Linked DNA regions of Homo sapiens: region 2 is linked to region 1. The links are chromatin loops, found by intact Hi-C in ENCODE. Cell type or tissue: chondrocyte. All regions are shown on one strand. Each heading gives the region's core, and the rest is flanking DNA. Links, peaks and the distances in the headings are about the cores only. Region 1 overlaps SEPTIN9 (septin 9). Region 2 holds the start of LACAT1 (lung adenocarcinoma-associated transcript 1).

Region 1 (10,550 bases), core at 1,630-9,629:
CTCACTCAGCCAAGGCTCTGACTTCTAATCTATTTGGAATCAAGTTCTCTTGGAATGAGTTAGGTTGGCATAAAACAACTGTCAAATACTGACCAGTCTGGAGTTCAATCTAATATAAATTTCTAAAAGAAAAACTTACTGTCAGCCAGGCATAGTGGCTCACGCCTATAATCCCAGCACTTCGGGAGGCCAAGGCAGGAGGATCACCTGAGGCCAGGAATTTGAGATCAGCCTGGGCAACATAGTGAGATCCCATCTTGACAAAAAATGAAAAAGTTAGCCAGGTGTGGTGGTGCACACCTGTGGTCCCAGCTACTCAGGAGGATCGCTTGAGCCTGGAAGGTAGAGGCTGCAGTGAGCTGTGATCGTGCCGCCGCACTCCAACCTGGGTTACAGAGCAAGACCCTGTCTCAAAAAATAAAACAGAAAAAGTTATTTTCAAGGATACACTAACTAGAAGCAGCTCACAGCGCCCCCTGTGGACGCCCTTCAGATCCCCCACTTTAATGAAAGCGTTCAGATCTGCCATTCACTTTTCAGTCATCTCCGCTGAGTGCTTCTCAAGCCCTGGGAACTTTTACCCCAGGTAGATTAAACAACGCCCCAGCAATCGCCTTGATGCTATTCTCACTCTTCACAGTGCTCTGGAATTATAAGTTCTCAGGGAGTTTGTTAGTTTCAAATCTTGGGAGTCTGAATTCGAGATCTGACCTGGCCTTACCTTTTCTTTTTTTTTTTTTTTTGAGATGGCATCTTGCTCTGTCGCCCAGGCTGGAGTGCAGTGGCATGATCTTGGCTCACTGCAACCTCTACCTCCCGGGGTTCAAGCGATTCTTCTGCCTCAGCCTCCCGAGTGGCTGGGACTACAGGCGCCCACCACCATGCCCAGCTAATTTTCGTATTTTTAGTAGAAACGGGGTTTCACCATATTGGCCAGGCTGGTCTCAAATTCCTCACCTTGTGATCCAACTGCCTCAGTCTCCCAAAGTGCTGGGATTACAGGCGTGAGCCACCGCGCCCGGCCTACCTTTTCTTGCCCATGCTTCTTGCCCACCTGCAGCTGACCCCAACCTGTCCCGAGGCCCAAAGAACTGCACTTCAGGGGCAGAAAAAACATTCTCACTCAGGAGCCTTCTGGGTTTCTGCATTTGAAACATTTATTTCAGGAAATACATTTTCAACACTTTGTCATTTATACAAAAAGACAAATTTCTCGGGAGGCACGTAGCAAAAGGCCATTGAGGAACAGAGCCTGATGAAACGAACAATTTTTCAAAGTCTGGTTACAGAGAAGGAAAGTGAAGCATCTCAAGGCTGGGATGCTGCTGCCCACCCCCACCCCACCCCGCCACCAAGTGACATTGAGGCTGGGCAGGCCACATGGCCTGGGCCCTGGCGCTGGCCACTCATTTCCTTCAAAATCTTGGTTTTGGCAAAAACATGGCAAGTTGGCAAAGTAAACTGTCTCACCAGTGGGGGTGGTGAGGGGTCCTTCCTCTCTTGGGTGGGGAGGGAGTCAGACGCCCAGTGCCCCAACTTCCATGCACACACACTCACACTCATACACTCCTTCTCGCTGACCTTCTCCTGGCTGCAAGCAGCCAGCCCGGTGCCTGCAGATGCACCTGGTGATGTGTGCACCTGAGTGGAGTCTCATCAGGCCCCTCTTTCTCCCCAGGAGCAAGACAGGTAACAGGAAGCAGGAAGGGACTTTGGTCATCTGTGCCCTGCAAAGACAGCCCCCATGGGTCCCCTCGTGGGGACAGAGGGTGAGGGGCCGGGCCGTGCTGCCACGAAACCTTGCTCTTCAGCTGTGGACTGTGCACCCCTGACGCCCGTTCTCTCCTTTCTAGGGGTTCGTTACCATGGGCTCTGAGGGGAGGGGCCCAGGCACGGGTAGATCAACAGAGTCAGGCTCGCCTGGCCTCCCACCTCCCCAGCTCAGAGAGTCAGCAAGGCCTGGGCCAGGAAGGGTGAGTGGCAGGGGTGGCTGGCTGGGCATTAATGTAACTACAGCCCAGTCTTGGGCCAAACCCAGACACTAGACAGACAGACGGACACGCATACACATGGACACACACACACTTCCCTGGTCACTTGGGCAGGGCAGGCGCCGGGCAGCTCACGCCACTCTGACCAGCCCAAGCCACGGCCCACACGTGCCCCCGCCAACCTTCCTTCTGGCACCTTCCATGGCTCCCTCCCTCAGCTCCTCCACCAGACTCACTTGCTTAGACCTTTTCAAAACTGGGGGATGAGGGGGTAGGGGTCATCTCTCCTTCCTTTTTATCCTCAATCAGATCCCAGCGCATCAGCAGCACCTGCAGCCCGGTGGGGGCGGGGGTGGCGTGAGAGGGGGATGGCAGGGAGATGAAGACGCCTCCCTCATTCCAGCCTGTCCCCGCATCTGGCCAAGCAGTCTGCGGATGGCTGAGATAAAGGCACTTTCTGCTCCAGGAGGGGCAGCTGCCAGGGGGCTTGGAGTGGCTGGGCAGTCGGTGGCAGGGGACCCTGGAGTTTTCTACCCTTAGGAGCAGGGCAGGGGTAGGGGCTGAGTGATGGCCACACCATGTGGCGGGCAGGGGGTCCAGGTGCTCCTGGTGGGCTGCATTCTCCCCTGGGCTCTGACACACTCCAGGGGACAGGGCCGATGGGGATGGAGGGGAGCGTGCAGCCCACTGGGCTCCTCTGCAAGTGCGAGGCCTGGCCCCCACCCCAAGGCCTCCGGCACTGAGAACCCCACACAGACGGATGATCTGCACACCGAAGCTGCTCTTCTGAGCCCTCGGGGAGCCAGGCCTGGGGACAGAGGGTCATGTCAATTCAGTGGGTGCTCTCACCCCTGCCTGTGGCTCCAGTGCAGCCTCCCCACAACCTCGGGGAGGCCGCGGCCTCATCACTGACTCACTCGGAGGGAGGCCCCTTCCCTTGTTTCCTGGCAGCATGTCGAAGGGGTGGGGAACGATGACAAATGGAGAAAATCATATAAAATAAAATGGGGTGGTGGGAGGGCCTGGGGGGGGACGGAAATGACTTGGGGGCAGGATCCCGGGGGTGGGCAGGGTGGCGTCTACATCTCCGGGGCTTCTGGCTCCTTCTCCTCCATGCCGTTGGCCATGGCGCTGCTGCCCTCGTTGAGGCGCTTCACACGGTACGCCTCGAAGTGGATGCTGCTGGTGATGTCCTTGATGTTCTGCATGTGCGTCCTGTGGGGGTGGGGGGCGGGCGGGTCAGTGAGGTGGGCGCAGCGGGGTGGGGGCAGCGGGGCAGGGGCCCTGCTCGGCCTGCCTCGGACTCAGGCCCGCCTGCCCCCACCCCCACTCCCCATCCCGACTGCTTGGCTCCCCATGGGGTCCCCCAGGCCCACCATGTTGGACCAGATCTGGTACACGTTTTGGGGGAAGGGTCAGTCCCCCTGGTAAGCCCAGACTCGGTCAGAACACACATATTCCAGTGCATGTGTCTCCCTCTGGGTCCACCCTATGGCCCTGGGTCCAGGGCCCAGGGACAGTGCATAGACTCAGAGGGACAGGGCTGGAGCATTGTTGCTCCAGGCCGGTGTCCAGGGTGCTGGCAGGGTGGAAGCAGTGGGTGACCACCGGCCTCCAGGACTATGGCCTGTGGCAGGCAGGTGGCCTGGGGCAAAGGGCTGGGTTGCCCTTGTCCCCAGGAAAAAAAAGTCCTGGGCTCGGATTTTCATTCCTCTGCAGCTCAGGAGGAATAATCTGGAGGGAGGTTGGAAAGCCCAGTATCCCCACAATGGCAGAACGGCTCCCGGAATCCCCCCACCCCTGCCCCCGCCAACCTGGAGGCCCCTCCTCTTGATAACATTCCCATCATCCATGCCAGCTGCTTGCTGAGGAAGAACCTGCCCAGGCCAGGGCCCACACTCCAGGGACCACCCACCCAGCACCCTCTCCATCAGGGCTTCCCCTCCTTGCCTGGACTCAAGGGAAACAAGGAGAAGCCTCAGCCAGGTGAAAGGGGTAGGGGTCAGAGGCCAGTGGGATCGGAGCTGGAGACGCCCCACGCTGCCGGCAGGGCCTGCACATGAGGCCTCACTGGGCCCTTAGTGGCCACCGGGCAGCTCTAACGGGCCAGACCACAGTGGATCAAAGCTCAGCCTTCCCATCCAGCCAACTTCGCAGGGGTTGAAAAGGATCTTCACTGCCTGCTTCATTTCCCAGTGGGTTTTCTTTTTCAGAAGATGGGCTTCCAAGATCTTCCCGAGGGCAGGGCAGGCAGGTGGCAGGGGGCACCCACTCTGCCCAGGGCTTCGGCCCCACACCCACTGCCCCCACCCGCTGTAGGGCCCTCTTAGGGGTGAAGCCGTCAGCCCCACCCAAGCACCCTGTCTCTCACCTGATGAGAAGGTCCCGCAGGTAGGCAAACTCACAGTGTGTGGTGTTTTCAACTAGGAGAGGAGACAGGAGGGGCTTTAATGTCCCAGTGGAGAAACTCTGCCCGGACCCCACCTCTCTCCCCCTGCCCAGAAATGCTGGTGCCAAAAGCAGAGTCTGAGGGCAGCCCCATGGGCAGGAGGGCAGGGGAACCACCTGCTCTGCAGCTGAGTATAGGACACCTGGCACTGCCCTCAGTCTGGGGGATACTGGAGTGACCAGCACCAGCTCCTGCTCCTGGACAGCTCAGCTCCTGCTCTCCAGAAAGTTCCTGGCTAATGGGAGATGGCACAGTGACCAGGCCAAATAGGAGCATGGAAGGAAGCCACAGTGGAGAAGCCAGGGCAGTGGGCCCCCGCACCACTGGGGTGACCAGGGAGAGCAGGACGTCCCAGCAGGGGCCTGAAGACAGGCAGGGGGCTGGGCTGCTGGGAATGGGATGAAGCAGGAATCGGAGCTGGGATTTTAAAGAAAACCTGTGGCCCACAGGGTGTTACCCCCACGGCCCCATCCACCTTGTGTGCGCTCAGAGCACACACACACAGGGACACACACAGGGGCTACGTACTGTGGACGACCATTCACAAGCTCAAGAATCAGCAATGCTAAACATTGCTCAGGGACATGTGCACTTCACACAATACATACAAGCCCAAGCTCGGGACAGTGGCCACTTCTCAGGGAGACTGGGCAGGAGACCACGGGCACCCACAAGTGCCCTCGGGCTCGAGCTGGTGGCCATCTCAGAGTGGTCATTTTATTGCTGTGCTTCGTAACTCCTATATGAACACGCGGTGCCTGGCATGTGTAACTGTTATATAACAGAAGGCCTTTTAACAAGGAGGGCAGTGAACGGCATCACTGGAGGTGGGGAGCCGGGCAGGGAAGGCAAATAAAGACACCCGGTGCCCTCCCATGTGATGAACTTCGTCTTCACACACCTGCAAGTGTCTCTTGTGATTCCTTTGTTATCCCCATTATCTTACGAAAATGGGGCGTAGACGCTGGGCACCACGGCTCACGTCTGCAATCCCAGCACTTTGGGAGGCTGAGGTGGGTGGATCACGAGGTCAGGAGTTCGAGACCAGCCTGGCCAACATGATGAAATCTCGTCTCTGTTAAAAATACAAAAATTAGCCAGGCCTGGTACCAGGCGCCTGTAATCCCAGCTACTCAGGAGGCTGAGGCAGGAGAATCACTGGAACCCAGGAGGTGGAGGTTGTGGTGAGCCAAGATCACGCCACGGCACTCCAGCCTGGGCAAAAGAGTGAAACTTCGTCTCAAAAAAAAAAAAAAAGAAAAAGAAAAAGAAAAGAAAAGAAAATGAGGCATAGAGAACGCAAGAACTGTGTCTGTCTCAGCTCCACAGTGCATAAGGCTGGAGCGGGATGCAGAACCCATACACCTGGCTCCAGGCTGCCCCATCGCAGAGCCACATGGCTTTTCCCCAAGTTAAAAATGTCTAGTTTTTACTTGGTAGGCCAGCAGGCAGGGCCGGGGCCTCCACCTTGCCCAGCCCTCAAGTGCTCTCAGTGCTATGCCGGTTGCCTTTGCCTAGGCCCTCCTGCCACGGCCCTGTGTAGGGCGGTGTCCACACTAGAACCTCCTGCAGACTGACCAGCAGCACTCTCATCTAACACTGACGGGCAGCGAGAGCCGGCAGGAAGAATGGGGCTCTCAGGCTGGAGTTGGAGTGTGTGATCGCCACTCCCTGGCTCGGGCAAGTTACTCTCATTCCCTCAGTTTCCTCATCCATAAAATGTGGATAATAACGTCACCCGCCTCTCAGGGACATGAGGATTAAATGAGTTCATGGCGTGATCAATTACACCCCACATTTCTATTGACAATACTTGGGGTGGTTTCTAAGGATGGGAAAGATACCTCAAGATGCTGTTCACCAAGTGGGAGGCAAGAACAAGGCACAGCCCTTACTAGTCCGGGTGTCAGGTCAGCTATGAACTCATGGGGCCCCTGATATAAAAACCCAGCAGTGCTGAAGGCACATTTCCAGGGTCCTCATATAAGACTGCTGGAAAGTGGGCCCCACCACCTCACAACTGTCCTGACAGGTTCCAGACTCTTCCTCAGCTGGAGCCAGTGGTGCTCAACAACGCACAGGTCAGAGAGGTGCGGGGACCTCTCTCTTGTGCATTTCCTGACAGTTTCTGTCACCGGCCACCTGCGGTACTCAAGGTTGGCCACCAGGGTGCAGCAGAGGCACGCCCATAGCAAAGCCGCCGGCCCGTCCCAGGCCCATCCATCCCTAACTCTCCCAAACCTGCCTTTCATAAAAAGTTTCCTAAACAGCAAGAACTCTTTGGGCAGAGAGGAAGAGAGGAACTGCAGGCAGAGGGGCCAAGGGGAGGCAAGCCAGCCTGACACCACAGGCGGATACTGGAAAACACCCAGGCTGCACCCAGCTGGGCAGCTCCCGCAGGGTGGGCCCGGCAGGGGTGGTGGTAGGGGAGGAGTGCAGACAGGGGAAAGGCCCGTGTGCCTCTCCACACCCTCCTCCAGGCATGAACTCCCATCTCGAGGGAGTCTGGTGCAGGGCTGGAGCTGTAGATTCTAGAGCCGCCTCCCGTTCTGGGTCCCTTGGCAGGTTTTCTGCTCACAGCACCTCTTCAACTCTGCAAGGAGGGTGGGTGCGGGGAGCTTCGGACATGAAACGAGATAACCCATGTCTAGCCAGTGGCACAGGAGTGTCTGATGCCTCCTGGTAATTGTCATTATGACCATTTTTTTAGAGCAACAGCTTCCCAAAAAGCTCTGTGGTCTTTGGGACAGTCTCTCAACTCACTAAAATCTTGGCACACTGCACCCACTTTGTGGATGATGAAAACTGAGGCCCTGGAAGATTAAGAGACTTGTGCTTCCTGCTCTACTGGGCCTTTCAGCCAAGTGCTCTCCCAGAACAAAGTGGCTTTTCCTGCTGCATTTCCCTCTGCACCTTCCCCTCTTCCATTCTAATGAGAAATGAAGGGACAGAGAGAGGAAGGGGAAGGAAACGTTCGGGCCCATCCCTCCCGGGGTGTCACCGCCAGGAGTGGGTTGAACTGTGGCCCCCCAGGGGCTCCCATCCATTCAAAGACATGGTCAAGGTCCAGGCCTTGGAACCCATGATTGTGACCTTACTTGGAAAACGTCTTTCTTTATAGATTCATTAAGGATCTCCAAATGGGATCATCCACTTAGGGTAGGCCCTAAGTCCAAAGACAGGCATCCTTGTCCAAAGACAAGAAGGAAAGAGGGCAGGCTCGGTGGCTCATTCCTGTAATCCCAGCACTTTGGGAGGCCAAGCAAGGTGGGCAGATCACCTGAGGTCAGGAGTTTAAGACCAGCCTGGCCAACATGGCGAAATCCTGTCTCTACTAAAAATACAAAAATTAAGTCAGGTGGGTGGTACGTGACTGTAATCCCAGATACTCGGGAGGCTGAGGCAGGAGAATTACTTGAACCCAGGAGGCAGAGGTTGCAGTGAGCTGAGATTGCAACACTGCACTCCAGCCTGGGTGACAGAACGAGACTCCGTCTCAAACAAAAAAAAAAAAAAAAAAAAAGGAAGAGGAGGGACGGGACAGAGACACAGGGAAGAAGGCCCTGTGACAATGGGGCAGAGATTAGAGCATGTGATGCCTTTACAATACAACTAGGAATGCCAGGCGCCACCAGAAGGAGGAAGGCATGGATGAGGCTGGTCCTCAGGGCCTCAGAAGGAAACAGCCCCTGATTTCGGACCTCTGGCCTCTGGAACTGTGAAAATACGTTTGTGTTGTTTTAAGTCCCCTCGTTTGTGCTAATTGGTTACAACAGCCACTCAAGAGACTAAGGTGTGAGGGTCCCAGGAACTTCAGCAGGGTAAGGGGCCGAGGGTCCATCTGGCTCACAGAGCTACAGCCCACCCCTTTTCTAGGCCCAGAGAGGTTGGGCGATTTGTCCAGGGCCACACAGGTGCCTATGAAAGAGCCTGCACCAGGATCCAGAACTTGGCGGCCCCCATCCCAGCTCCTGTCTCCCTGAATCTTTCCCTGCCCGGGGGGAGGTCTGGGGTGGAGGCATCTGCACAGGCCACTTGCCCTCTCACTTTCCCAAGGGTTGAATGGGGACAAGGAGACCCCTCCCTCTGGGTGGGGCAAGGCAGTGGATGAGGTTCCACGAGTCCCTGGCTCAGGCGTGGCCCACAGGCTCTGGGTCAGCAGAAGAGACTGTCTTCCCATCTGTCTGGAGCCCCGGCGCCTGCGGCGAGTACCTTCGATGGTACCCCACTTGGTCTTCCTCCCAAGGATCCTCTTGCCGTTGACCTGGTACTCGTGGTCACTGCCCACCACAGCAAATGGGATCATCTCCTGGGGAACGGGCAGACGGTATTGGTTACACATGTGCGGGAAGGCAATTCCCTCCCCTGGGCCCCCGGGAGGAGCTGCCCTGAGCCTGGGGTCCCCCAAAAACGAGAGCCTCAGCCTGACAGCACTGGGTACAGACACCTGGGCTCAGTGCCCTCTGGCCCCAAGAATATAATTTCATGGCTTAAGGTCCTCCAAACCCCCAACCCACCCTTCAGCAGGAACTGGGGGTCCCCTGGGAACAACATCCTAGTGGATCCACTCACCCGGAACTTCTCGTTCACCAGCCGGTCCTCCGAGTCCTCATCAAATTCCTTCTGGGGGTACACGTCGATGCCGTTGGACAGCAGGTCTGCGGTGATCTGGGATAAGGAGGGAGAGAGATGGGCCCATCCCTGTGGCAAGCTCTACCCACCCACTGGTGTTTGCCACATGACCTCCACACTGTGTGCTGCCCCAGGCTCGGGTTCAAGGGCAGGCTCTGGGGGGCTGTGACACCAATCACCTCCAACTCCTGTGCCTCCTGGAGGGAAGAGGGGCAGCTGCAGGTGCACCTGCTGTCCTGAGCGACGCTGCAACTCCCCAGGGGCTTAAGGTCATCGTCCTGAGCACCTCCCACCTCTCTTCTCCTGCTCATCACAGCCCCAAGAAAGTACTCAGGGTTACCGAGACCTCCCCTCCTGAAACCCTTCCTAAAAAACCCTCGTCACAGTCCCCAGTTCCAGCAGGGGCCCCGCCTGCAGTAACCTCTCAGCTCCCTGCCAGCAGCCCGACATGGGTACGTGCAACAGAAACATCCCAGTGAGCGGCTGCTCGCCTGCCCAGGCACAGACCACAGCCCGTGTGTAGCCTCCGGCAGACACACCCACTTTGTGTGGACTGTCTTCCCCTGCACATGCTGGGAAGGTCCCTGACACCTGGCCCCAGGACGGAGTAGGTTACAGGCCCCACCCACACCCACCGAGGCAGATGTGGTGCCGCAGCCCAGGCACCTCGGTTTCATTTTGAAAGGCACCCCATGTGGCTCTGATGTGCTGCCCTGTCAGGAGGAAGAGCCCAGGGCTGCCCTCTTGCTTGGATGCCCCTCCCTATCCCACAGCAGGGGCCTCAGACGGTGGCGGAGAAGAAGGTGGCAGAGACCATCCCTCCTGAAACTTTTTTTTTTTTTTTTTTTTTTGAGATGGAGTCTCGCTCTGTCACCCAGGCTGGAGTGCAGTGGCTCAATCTCGGCTCACTGAAGCCTCCGCCTCCCGGGTTCAAGAGATTCTCCTGCCTCAGCCTCCCAAGTAGCTGGGACTACAGGCGCCCGCCACCATGCCCGACTAATATTTTTGTATTTTTAGTAGAGATGGGGTTTCATCATGTTGGCCTCAAACTCCTGACCTCAAGTGATCTGCCCGCCTCGGCCTCCCAAAGTGCTGGGATTACAGGCGTGAGCCACCACACCTGGCCCAGCTTCTCTTCCATCTAATAAAAACCAGGCAGGGCGAGGTGAGGTGGCTCATGCCTGTAACCCCAGCACTTTGGGAGGCTGAGGCAGGAGGATCCCTTGAGCCCAAGGGTTAGAGACCAGCCTGGGCAACATGGCAAAACCTCGTCTCTACTAAAAATACAAAAATTAGCCAGACATGGTGGTGTGCGTCTGTAATTCCAGCTACTCGGGGACTGAGCCTGGGAGGTGGAGGCTGCAGTGAGCCATGATTGTGCCACTACATTGCAACCTTGGCAACTGAGCCAGACCCTTTCTCAAAAAAAAAAAGGGGGGGCATAAAACAAGGTGGGCCATGTCGCACGGCCCCTGCTC
Region 2 (10,550 bases), core at 1,391-9,390, 240 kb after region 1:
ACACACCTCACCCCAACCACATGGCAAAGCTGCTGCTAATAAAGACAATTAAGAAAAATCAACCCTTAAATCATTGCAGGTGAAATGGAAATAACGGAAGAATCTGAAAATGATTTCAAATTAAAATGTTTAGGATCATCAAAGAAAACAAGAAGTTGTAAAACCAAAACTGGCTTAAGGCCAGGCGCAGTGGCTCATGCCTATAATCCCAGCATTTTGGGAGGCCCAGGCAGGCAAATCACGAGGTCAGGAGTTCGAGACCAGCCCGGTCAATATGGTGCAAACCCCGTCTTTACTAAAAATATAAAAAATTAGCTAGGTGCGGTGGCGCTCACCTGTAGTCCCAGCTACTCAGGAGGCTGAGGCAGGAGAACTGCTGGAACCTGGGAGGCAGAGGTTGCAGTGAGCCGAGATCACGCCACCGCACTCCAGCCTGGGTGACAGAGTGACACTCTGTCTAAAAAAAAACACAAAAAAAACAAAAAAAACTGGCTTAAATAAGAACAGGTGGTCACGAAAAATAATCAGTGAGAAATCCTGGAAGTTAAAGGTATGATTTTTATTTATTTTAGTTTTTTCTTCCTTCTAAAATTTTTTTATATTCTCTTTTTAAAAAATGTTTTTCATGGGCCAGGCATGGTGGCTTACACCTGTATTCCCAGCACTTTGGGAGGCCAAGGTGGGCAGATTGCTTGAGCCCAGGAGTTTGAGATCAGCCTGGGTGACAAAGTGAGACCTCATCTCTACAAAAAAAAATTTAAAATTAGCTGGGTGTGGTTGATGCATACCTGTAGTCTCAGCTACTTGGGAGGCTGAGGCAGGAGAATCATTGGATCCCAGAAGTTTGAGGTTGTAGTGAGCTATGATTGTACCACTGCACTTCAGCCTGGGTGACAGAGTGAGACCCTGTCTCAAAAAAAAAAAAAAAAAAAAAGCTTTACATTTTAGTATTTATATATTACATTTTTCACCCTGTTGTGGTCTGTGTGCAAAAGGTGTAATTATTGAAATTAAGAAGCCAACAGACAGAATGTAGTTGGCTGGATACATTGAAGAGAGAATAAGTTAGTTGGCTGATGTCACCGAGAGTGTGGTAAAGAACAATATAGATGAAACAGGCCGGGTGCAGTGGCTCACACCTGTAATCCCAGCACTTTGGGAGGCCGAGGCAGGCAGATTACTTGAGGTCAGGACTTCCAGACCAGCCTGGCCAACACGGTGAAACCCCATCTCTACTAAAAATTCAAAAATTTGCTGGGTGTGGTGGCGGGAGCCTGTAGTACCAGCTACTCGGGAGGCTGAGGCAGGAGAATCACTTGAACCTGGGAGGCGGAGGTTGTGGTGAGACCATGCTACCACACTCCAGCCTGGGTGATAGAGCGAGATTCCGTCTCAAAAAGATAAAAGGAGCAGGATTACTTGTTCACCTCGTTCTCTGGGCACTGAGGATTGGCAAGTATGGTCCTCAGGCCAGTTTCTGTGGCCCCCAGGAAATTCTACAAATGCATGAATAATGGGTCAGGACCCACAGTCTCGGTGATCCAAAGCTCACAGGTGATGCACGCTCCTGCAGAATAGAAAGAAGGGACAATCCTGGCTCCTGATGGCGCTGATGGTTTGTTTTCATAAATGTCCATTTAACAGCTGCGACAGCTGGAGATCATTGTTCCTGGGGCATCTCGCTCTACCCCAGCTATGGTCCCTCTGAGCAGCCCCTACAAACACGGGAACCCACCAGAGGCCGAAGAGCCCTAGAAGAGACCAACCTTGGCAGTCCCATAACTGCACTGCCTTACTGTCCCCAAGGCAGACCATTCCCTTGCTCCCTCCAGGGGACACCCATAGCCCCCAGGGGCCACCTGGCTGCAGAAGGCCCCTGCACGGGGATGATTCTCAAGATTCTGATTTATTCATACCCTCCATATTTTCCCAGGCCGTATTCTAAGATGTCAGGGATTTTGTGCAGGGCACAGGGCAGAAGCTGATGTGAGACGTGGGTACCTCCTGTCTCTTCAGAAGAGCTGTGCTCGCCGGCTGCACATGGCGGATGAAGGAGGGGTGTATCTTAGTCCATTCTCATGCTGCTATAAAGAAATTCCCTGAGACTGGGTAATTTATAATGGAAAGGGGTCTTTTGTTTTTATTTTTATTTATTTATTTATTTTGAGATGGAGTTTCCCTCTTGTTGCCCAGGCTGGAGTGCAATGGCATGATCTTGGCTCACCGCAACCTCCGTCTTCTGGGTTCCAGTGATTCTCCTGCCTCAGCCTCCTGAGTAGCTGGAATTACAGGCGCCCGCCACCACACTCAGCTAATTTTTTGTATTTTTAGTAGAGATGGGGTTTCTATGTTGGCCAGGCTGGTCTCGAACTCCTGACCTCAAGTGATCCACCTGCCTCGGCCTCCCAAAGTGCTGGGATTACAGGCATGAGCCATCACGCCCGGCCGGGAAAGAGGTTTAATTGACTCACAGTTTTGCATGGCTGGGAAGGCCTCAGGAAACTTACAGTCATGGCGGAAGGTGAAGGGGAAGCAAATACCTCCTTCACAAGGTGGCAGGAGAGAGAAGAGTGAGCGAAGGAACTTGCCAAACACTTATAAAACCACCAGATGTCGTGAGAACTCACTCACTCACCGTCCTGAGAACAGCATGGGGGAACCGCCCCCATAATCCAATCACCTCCCTCCCTCGACACATGGGGATTACAGGTCCCTCCCTTGACACGTGGGGATACAAATCGAGATGAGATTTGGGTGGGAACAGAGCCGAACCATATCAGGGTGCCTTGACAAAGAGAGAAACCGGAGATCCCAAGCCGAGGAGAAGTTGGAGGTTGGTCCTGAGGGCAGTGGGGCTGGCCTGGTGCGTCTCTGAGGGGAATAGCCATATGGCGCCTGTGGGAGGGGCCCCAGGATTGGGTCCTAGTCTCTCCAGTGTGGACACAGAGCCACGAGGCAGAAAGTACCACGAGATTGTGACCATGTTTGTTTCAGCAGACCCGGCCAGGATGGACAGTGATCAGGGCCCACTCTGAAAGGCCTGGGACCTTTGCACAACCACGGTGGTGGTGACAGCTGTTGGGGGGAGTTGGGAGCAGGAACCCTAAATGACAGATGGTTTCCTGTCCACTCAGCAGGCTGAGGGTCCACCTGGAAGATACCAAGGCGATGGGGCTTGGTGCCGTCCTGAGTTTGCAGGCCGAGGCTCACGCTGCTCTGCCAACACTCACATACAGTATCCGCGTAAGCCAAAGAAACCCCCCGAACTTGGGACAGGCAGCTCCTTGCTGTGGGCCACACACGGGCTCGGGAAGGACCAGTGACTCAGGGGCTTTCATTGTTTCAGATCAAAGGCTGAGTGTGGCCAAGTGAAGGAGAAAGCCCCTGTGCGGGCACCTGCAGAGGCGTCCACCCTGCCCAGGGGCCTCTGGGGACGCAGCGCCCACCCTGCCCAGGGGCCTCTGGGGACGCAGCGACCCACTGACCAGTGAGCGCAGATGAGCGACTGCACCTCTCTGCTTCAGCTCTTCATGGCCAGATGGGAGGACAATCCCCACCTTGCAAGGTGGCGTTAAGGACTGAGAAAGAACGAGCACCAGGCCTGGCCCCATGAGCACTGCTGGGTCTGGATCCAGGCGCCGTCCACCTTCCACCCGGCAGCACTAATGCTTCCCTCCCCGGCTGCACTGGCCCTTATCTGGGGGTCAGGAACTCACGTGCTGAATAAAGAGCAACTCTTTTCCAGACAGGAACGTTGGGTGTAGCAGGGACAGGCACTGGGGCTGAAGTTGCTTTTCCAAGGAGACGGTTTGGAGTGGTGCCTTCCAGAAAGGAGCATGGTAAGGTGAAGGAAAGGAAGCTGGAGAGGGTGAGGAGGGGCTGTTTCAGGAAATGAAGCTGAGGGGAAGTGGCTCAGGATGTGGAGGTGGAGGAGGTGATAGAATGGAGGAGGTGATGGGAATGGAGGAGATGATGAGGATGGAGGTGATGGGGATGGAGGAGGTGGGGAGATGATGGGATGGAGGAGGTGACAGGAGGTGATGGAGATGGGGAGGAGGTGATGGAGATGAAGGAGGTGGGGAGGTGATGGGAATGGAGGAGGTGATAGAATGAAGGCGATGATGGGAATGGAGGAGGTGATGAGGATGGAGGAGGTGATGGGGATGGGGGAGGTGATAAAATGGAGGAGATGATGGGAATGGAGGAGGTGATGGGGATGAAGGAGATGGGGAGGTGATGAGGATGGAGGAAGTGATGGGGATGAAGGAGGTGAGGATGGAGGAAGTAATGGGGATGGAGGAGGTGATGGGGATGAAGGAAGTGGGGAGGTGATGGGGATGGAGGAGGTGATGGGGATGGATTCCATTCTGGCCTTCCCTCATACCCTATGGGCCTCCTTCATCACTTTGGTTAACAACTTAGGCAGTTCCCAAAGCTGTTCATCTAGCTTCAGCAAATGAACCATCTCATCTTGGCCAATCCAGGCTTGCTGTCCCATATTAAAATAACCAAACCAGTCTAAGTCAAAACTTCCGTCTCACATCTGATGGCAAGCTGCAGGGGGCAGTAGTAGGGATCAGCCCTTCTACCTCCTTGCTCCCCTCCACCCTCATACATGCCTCCTCTCTCCCATCCCCTGCAAAGGACATCCTCCAGGGCACCCCTCCCCCAGGCAGCCCCACCCACCCCAGCTGCTGGTCCTTGTGGTTCAGTGCCATCCAGGCAGCGAGCCCTTCATGAGCCTCCCACCTGAACCTACCCTCCTGGTGTTGCATGGCAACTTCGAGCACCCTTCCCTGGGAAACGCTGGAAATGTGGAGGGTGACCTGCCCAGGCAGCTCCAGCCACCCTTCAGAAGGCTCCAGGGGCAGGGCTGCTGCCTCTCTGCACCCAGCCCCAGCCGAGGTGGCCAAGCCCTCCCAAGAAAGCTCCCCACTTCTGCCTGGGGCCAGGACTCGAGTTCAGAAAACCACCAGCAGAGGCTCCTTTGCCAGGGGTGCTCGGGGGGCCCCCTATCCTGGCTTGAGTCCCTTCACAGTCCCATCTCTATTCCTCAAAACTTGCCTCCAGCAAGCCCCTCTGATATGAGCCCTCGTTTGCAAGTGGCTTTGGCTCTGGGCTTTATGCTGCAGATTCACTGACACCTCATCACAGTTCCTCTAGCACCCATTTCACAGATGAGGAAACAGAAGCACAGAGAGCTTAAGTCCCCTGCTTGAGGTCTCACAGCTTCTCTGCAGGGGAGCCCAAATTCAGTTCCTGGCAGCAGCATGCTTCCCGGTCTGTGCCCGTAACCCCACTGCAGCTCTCTGCTGGGACCGTATGCCACCTTTTGAGATGTCCAACATTGACACGTCAGGCACCCTGTCTGCACTGAGCAGACACGTCGGGCACCCTGTCTGCACTGAGCAGGCACGTCGGGCACCCTGTCTGCACTGAGCAGGCACGTCGGGCACCCTGTCTGCACTGAGCAGGCACGTCGGGCACCCTGTCTGCACTGAGCAGGCACGTCGGGCACCCTGTCTGCACTGAGTAGGCACGTCGGGCACCGTGTCTGCACTGAGTAGGCACGTCGGGCACCGTGTCTGCACTGAGTAGGCACGTCGGGCACCCTGTCTGCACTGAGTAGGCACATGGGCATTCTCTGCTTTCCAGCTTCATCCAAAATCCCAGGCATCTGGGAAAGTCCCTGGTCACAGGGAGCCCAGCGATTCCTGGTGTGGGAGGGTAAGGGAATAGAGGAGTGGTTCTTCTCCACCCTGCCTCTGCCCTGAAAGACTTATTCACTGGCAACGTCCCCTAGAAAGAGGCCTCTGAGCTCCTAACCACAGGGTGCAGGACCCAGTAGCTCATGTCTGTGCCTCGTGCCGGGTGGCACGCTGACCCGGCTGCAACCAGCCAGTGGTGACTCAGGCCTCGGAAATGACAGGCTTCCGTGGAGACAGAGGGCGCCGGGGTCGGGGAGGCAGCCCACGAGGAGCTTAAACCCCCACTGGGGGAGGGAGAGCAGGACAGAGCTGGATGGCAACATGAGAGGCCGGGGGTGTGAGTGAGGCCTCTGCCCACAGGTGACCCGGGTCACACCTTCCAGGAGCCACAGACAGGCCCCAGCAGGAGGAGCTGGGGGACACACACAGGCCCCAGCAGCAGAGGTGGAGTGGTTGCAGGACAGGCCTGGAGGGCAGGGGAGGGGCTGAGCCTCCGCAGTGGGCAAGAAGATCGGCCTCACAGCGCTGACGGTCAGGAGGCCCAGTCTGCCGCCCCATGCTGTGTGCCTATGAGGCCCCACGGGCCTCAGCTTCCTATTCTGTGACAGGGAGCAGCCCCCTCACCTGGCCAGGTGCCAACTGAGAGAGAGCTTGGCCCTGGGCAGGGCCACCTTCCTGTGTGCTGAATCGTCACCTGGAGGCAAGACCGGAAAGTGTTCTCACTGTATTGCATTCCTGGGCCCGAGGAGCTCTTTCACAGGGCTGAGCCGTGGATGAAGTGCTTATGAATTGGCACAAAGAGGGGGCCGGGTCTGATTCATCTGTGTGCCCCATCCGCACCCCATACAGGATCGGGCACAGAAAGACATTTCCCATGGTTACAGGAGGAAATAGAGTAGGATGGGGAAGAACTGGCCTCTGAGGTCCCTCTTTCTTCCCACCCTATCCCCCAAAAGTTGCCTTCCTGGACCCCCCTGCCCCCGTGTCCCCCACATAGGTGTTTACACGCTGATCAGTGGTGGAGATTCCAGGCAACAAGGAGCTGGGAGGCTGAACAGGTACTGGAAGCCAGTGGCCAATGCCCCTGGAACAGAGCCCTGTGGCCGAGCTGCGAGCTCTGTTAGGTCTCCAGCTTATGGCTCCCATGAAGGGCCTTGCCCTCCTGCCAGGGGCAGTATAACAATCTACCCAAATGCCCATGGACCCCTCTGGAGGCTTGTAAAGCCCCAAACTCCTGTTTGCTGCGAACTTACCAGGCTCGGCCACAGGGGCAGGGAGAACGTCCGGCCGGAGCGCAGGGAAGGAAGGTTGGGTCTCTGGAGTCCGCGGGGGTGGGGGGCTCCCTCCCAGGTCTCGCCCTTCAGCTTTTCTGTTTCCCACTTCAGGGCCACACGTCCGTCGTTCCGAACCTCCAATCACATTGGTAACCAACATCATGGGTTCCCAGTGGCCCCGTTGTGGGGTCTTTTCCTCCTGGGGTCTCTGCTGGGGCTTCTCCCTCTCCTCGCTTCCGGCCATCCCCTTCGCTGGGGAGCAGTTGGCTGCTTTTCCGCAGCCAGTGCCTTTCGCGGGTCCAGTTGATCCTATGAGATGCACCATGGAGGGGTAAATGCAGCCTGGGCTCCTCCAGAAGCCAGGGTGCCCACTGCTGCGTGGAGATGCTACCAAGCGTTCAAGTTGTGCGGGTTGTGGAAGAAGCTGGTGAGCCCTGGAGTCAGGCCTGGAACTCAGAACCGAGCGTGAGTCAATCCCTCTGCTTTTCACCGGGAAAAATCTTCCTGGCTCGAGGTCCTGGGTTCATCACTTTCTTCAAACAAACACTCAATCAAACACTTAGAGACTTCCGGTCTGGGTAAGATGGCCTAAACCCGACCCTCCCTGTTCCTGTCTGCTAAGCCCTGGAAAGAATGTAAGAGGCAACCCTAAGAGGGCCCTGAGGTGGAAGGAGCAGGAGAGCTGGTAAAGGACCCCAAGGCTGGGTCAGGAATATTTATCAACAGGGCATTATGACACCCCTCACCCCCACCCAATACAGGACCCGCCCAGGCGTGCATTTCCCAACTCCCGACCTAGCAACAGAAGGCAGCCAAGTAGGCTCCTTTCTCTCCTAGATTAAAGGCAAGTCGCCCCAACACACTAGGCAAGGCTGGGCCCGATTGCTCACAGCTGTAATCCCAGCGCTTCAAGACAGGAGGATCTCTTGAGACCAGGGATTTGATACCAGCCTGGGTAACCCAGCAGACCCTGTCTCTACAAAGAAAACTTAAAAATTAGCCGGGCATAGTGGCAGCTGCGTACAGTCCCAGCTACTCAGGAGGCTGAGGTGGGAGGATCACTTGAGCCCAGGAGATCAAGGCTGCAGTGAGTTATGATCGCACCACTGTACTCCAGCGTGGGCAACAGAGTAAGACCTGTAAAAAAAAAAAAAAAAAAAGCTGGGCACAGTGGCTCACACCTGTGATCCCAGCACTTTGGGAGGCTGAGGCGGGTGGATCACCCGAAGTCAGGAGTTTGAGACCAGCCTGGCCAACATGGTGAAACCCCGCCTCTACTAAAAATACAAAAATTAGCCGGGCGTGGTGGTGGGTGCCTGTGGTCCCAGCTACTCAGGAGGCTGAGGCAGGAGAATCGCTTGAACCTGGGAGGCAGAGGTTGCAATGAGCCAAGGTTGCGCCATTGCACTCCAGGCTGGGCGACAAACTCAAAAAAAAAAAAAAAAAAATGAACAACAAAAAACCCACCAAGCAAGCCAGGCAGAACCACCAAAGGGGTTGGCCCAGCACCCTCCTGCTAATTATTGGCCAGGGTTAACCCTTTCCTCCTCACTGGACCTGAAATTCCACTCCCCCACCCAAAATCATGGCACAGCAGAGAGAGGGGGAGACGTTGATGGCAGGGAGAAAGCCCACCACAAGCAGAAGGCCTGTCTGTCCCTGTGAGCGGGAGACTCCCTTCTCCCACCTGGAGGCAATGAATGTCCAGCCTGGGAAAGCTCCTTCTGCCTCCTTAAGCAGCACCACACAAGCCGAGCTGACCTCTATAGCACGGCAGAGGCTCTGCAAATCAGATTTTCATTGGAACCACAGCCCCCAAAAGTAGCCCAAGACCTGGGTGCTAAACCTAAGCAGGGCCGCTGCTACCAAAGTAAAAAATGCAAACAGGACCTGAAGTCTCCTCACCTAATAGCCACAATGTCCAGGATATGGTGAAATTCACTCATCCCACCAAGAACTACGAAAATCACAATGTGAGTGGGAAGACCGTCAACTGAACCCTGAGATGAATCAGACGTTGGAGTTACGTGCCCAGGATTTTACTCTTTTTTTTTTTTTTTTGGAGACAGTCTTACTCTGTCACACAGGCTGGAGTGCAGTGGTGCGATCTCAGCTCACTGCAACCTCTGCTTCCTGAGTTCAAGCGATTCTCCTGCCTCAGCCTCCTGAGTAGCTGGGATTACAGGCATGTGCCATCATACCCGGCTAATTTTTGTATTTTTAATAAAGACAGGCTTTCACTATGTTAGCCAGGCTGGCCTCGAACTGCTGACCTCAAGTGATCCACCCTCCTCGGCCTCCCAAAGTGCTGGAATTACAGGCATGAGCCACTGCGCCCAGCCATGTGACCAGGATTTTAAAGCAACCATCAAAAAAAACACATAAAAATAAAAAATTCAACAAGCAATTGCAAATTCTCTTGAAACAAATGAAAATATAGAAATTCTCAGCAAAGAAATAGTGGGTATTTAGAAAGAACCAAATGGAAATTACAGAACTGAAAAATGTCATTGCAGAAATTTTAAAAACTCCCTGATGGGCTCAGTTGTAGAGTGGAAATGACAGACGACAGAATCAGTGAATCTGGGGACAGATCAATCCAAAGTACCCAGTCTGAACCACAGGGAGAAAATAGACGGATAAGAAATAAACAGAACGTCCACATCCAATGGGACCATAACAAACAAATCTGACACTCACATCATAGGGGCTAAGGAGGAGAAGAGAGTGAGGCTGAAGGAGTATTTGAAGAAATAATGGCTGAAAACTTTCCAAATCTGGTAAAAGACATAAGCTTACAGATTCAGGAAACTGAACTTCAAACAGAAGAAGCCAAAGAAATCTACACTGAGATATCATCATTAAACTTCTGAAAACTAAAGACAAAAAATCTCCTCAGAACAGCCAGAGAAACAACACATTACCTATAGGGACACCAGTTCAAATTATCTCATCTGAAACTACGGAGGCCAGAAGTGATGTGGATGACTTGAGGTCAGGAGTTTGAGACCAGCCTGGCCAACATGGTGAAACCCCGACTCTACTAAAGTTACAAAAAATAGCCGGGTGTGGTGGCACATGCCTGTAGTCCCAACTACTTGGGAGGCTGAAGCACGAGAATTGCTTGAGCCTAGGGATTGTGGGGCCAAGACTGCTGATGGGGGGTGGGGTTGAGCTGTGATGGTGCCACTGCACTTCAGCCTGGGTGACAGAGTGAGACTCTGTTTCAAAAAAAAAAAAAAAAAATCAGTAACAGAAAGACTACAGGAAAATCTCTAAACACTTGGAAATTGAACAGTACACCTCTAAATATCCACGTCAATGAGGAAGTCTCAAAGAAAATTAAGAAATCTATAAAACTGAATGAGAATTAAAGGACAGCATACCAAAATATGTGGGATGCATCTGAGGCAATGCTGAGAAAGAAATTTTCTTATTTTTATTTTTTATTATTTTTTTGAGACAGAGTCTTGCTCTGTTGCCCAGGCTGGAGTGTAGTGGTGTGATCACAGCCCACTGCAGCCTCGACTCCTCAGGCTCAAGCAATCCTCCCACCTCAGCCTCCTGA

What was found. Peaks named below come from ENCODE experiments on the same cell type or tissue, not always from the same donor. Only the 100,000 strongest peaks of a DNase experiment are listed, where the experiment ranks them.
Region 2: a loop joins it to region 1, with 4 times the contacts of the local background. A loop is called at or near these places in 6 of 110 quality-filtered maps.

The regions. Positions count from the first base shown.
Region 1 is chr17:77,491,179-77,501,728 of GRCh38, reverse strand. It overlaps SEPTIN9 (septin 9), which reads right to left. Exons shown (of 12, transcript NM_001113491.2): 9 at 9,013-9,108; 10 at 8,653-8,749; 11 at 4,363-4,414; 12 at 1,136-3,206. The coding sequence ends at 3,071. Among named protein-coding and RNA genes, the nearest start is that of MIR4316, 99 kb to the right of the region's middle. RefSeq lists enhancers at 4,205-4,752, 4,753-5,302. In chondrocyte, for the core only: CTCF peaks have their summits at 6,413 and 6,627 (motif pointing right); DNase peaks (open chromatin) are centred at 2,798, 3,558, 6,908, 8,558 and 1 weaker place.
Region 2 is chr17:77,250,933-77,261,482 of GRCh38, reverse strand. LACAT1 (lung adenocarcinoma-associated transcript 1) reads right to left here and starts at 7,669. Exons shown (of 3, transcript NR_188630.1): 1 at 6,962-7,669; 2 at 3,717-3,821; 3 at 2,138-3,150. RefSeq lists enhancers at 2,597-3,252, 3,253-3,910, 6,158-7,357. In chondrocyte, for the core only: CTCF peaks have their summits at 4,582 (motif pointing right) and 6,034; no DNase peak of the experiment used is centred there.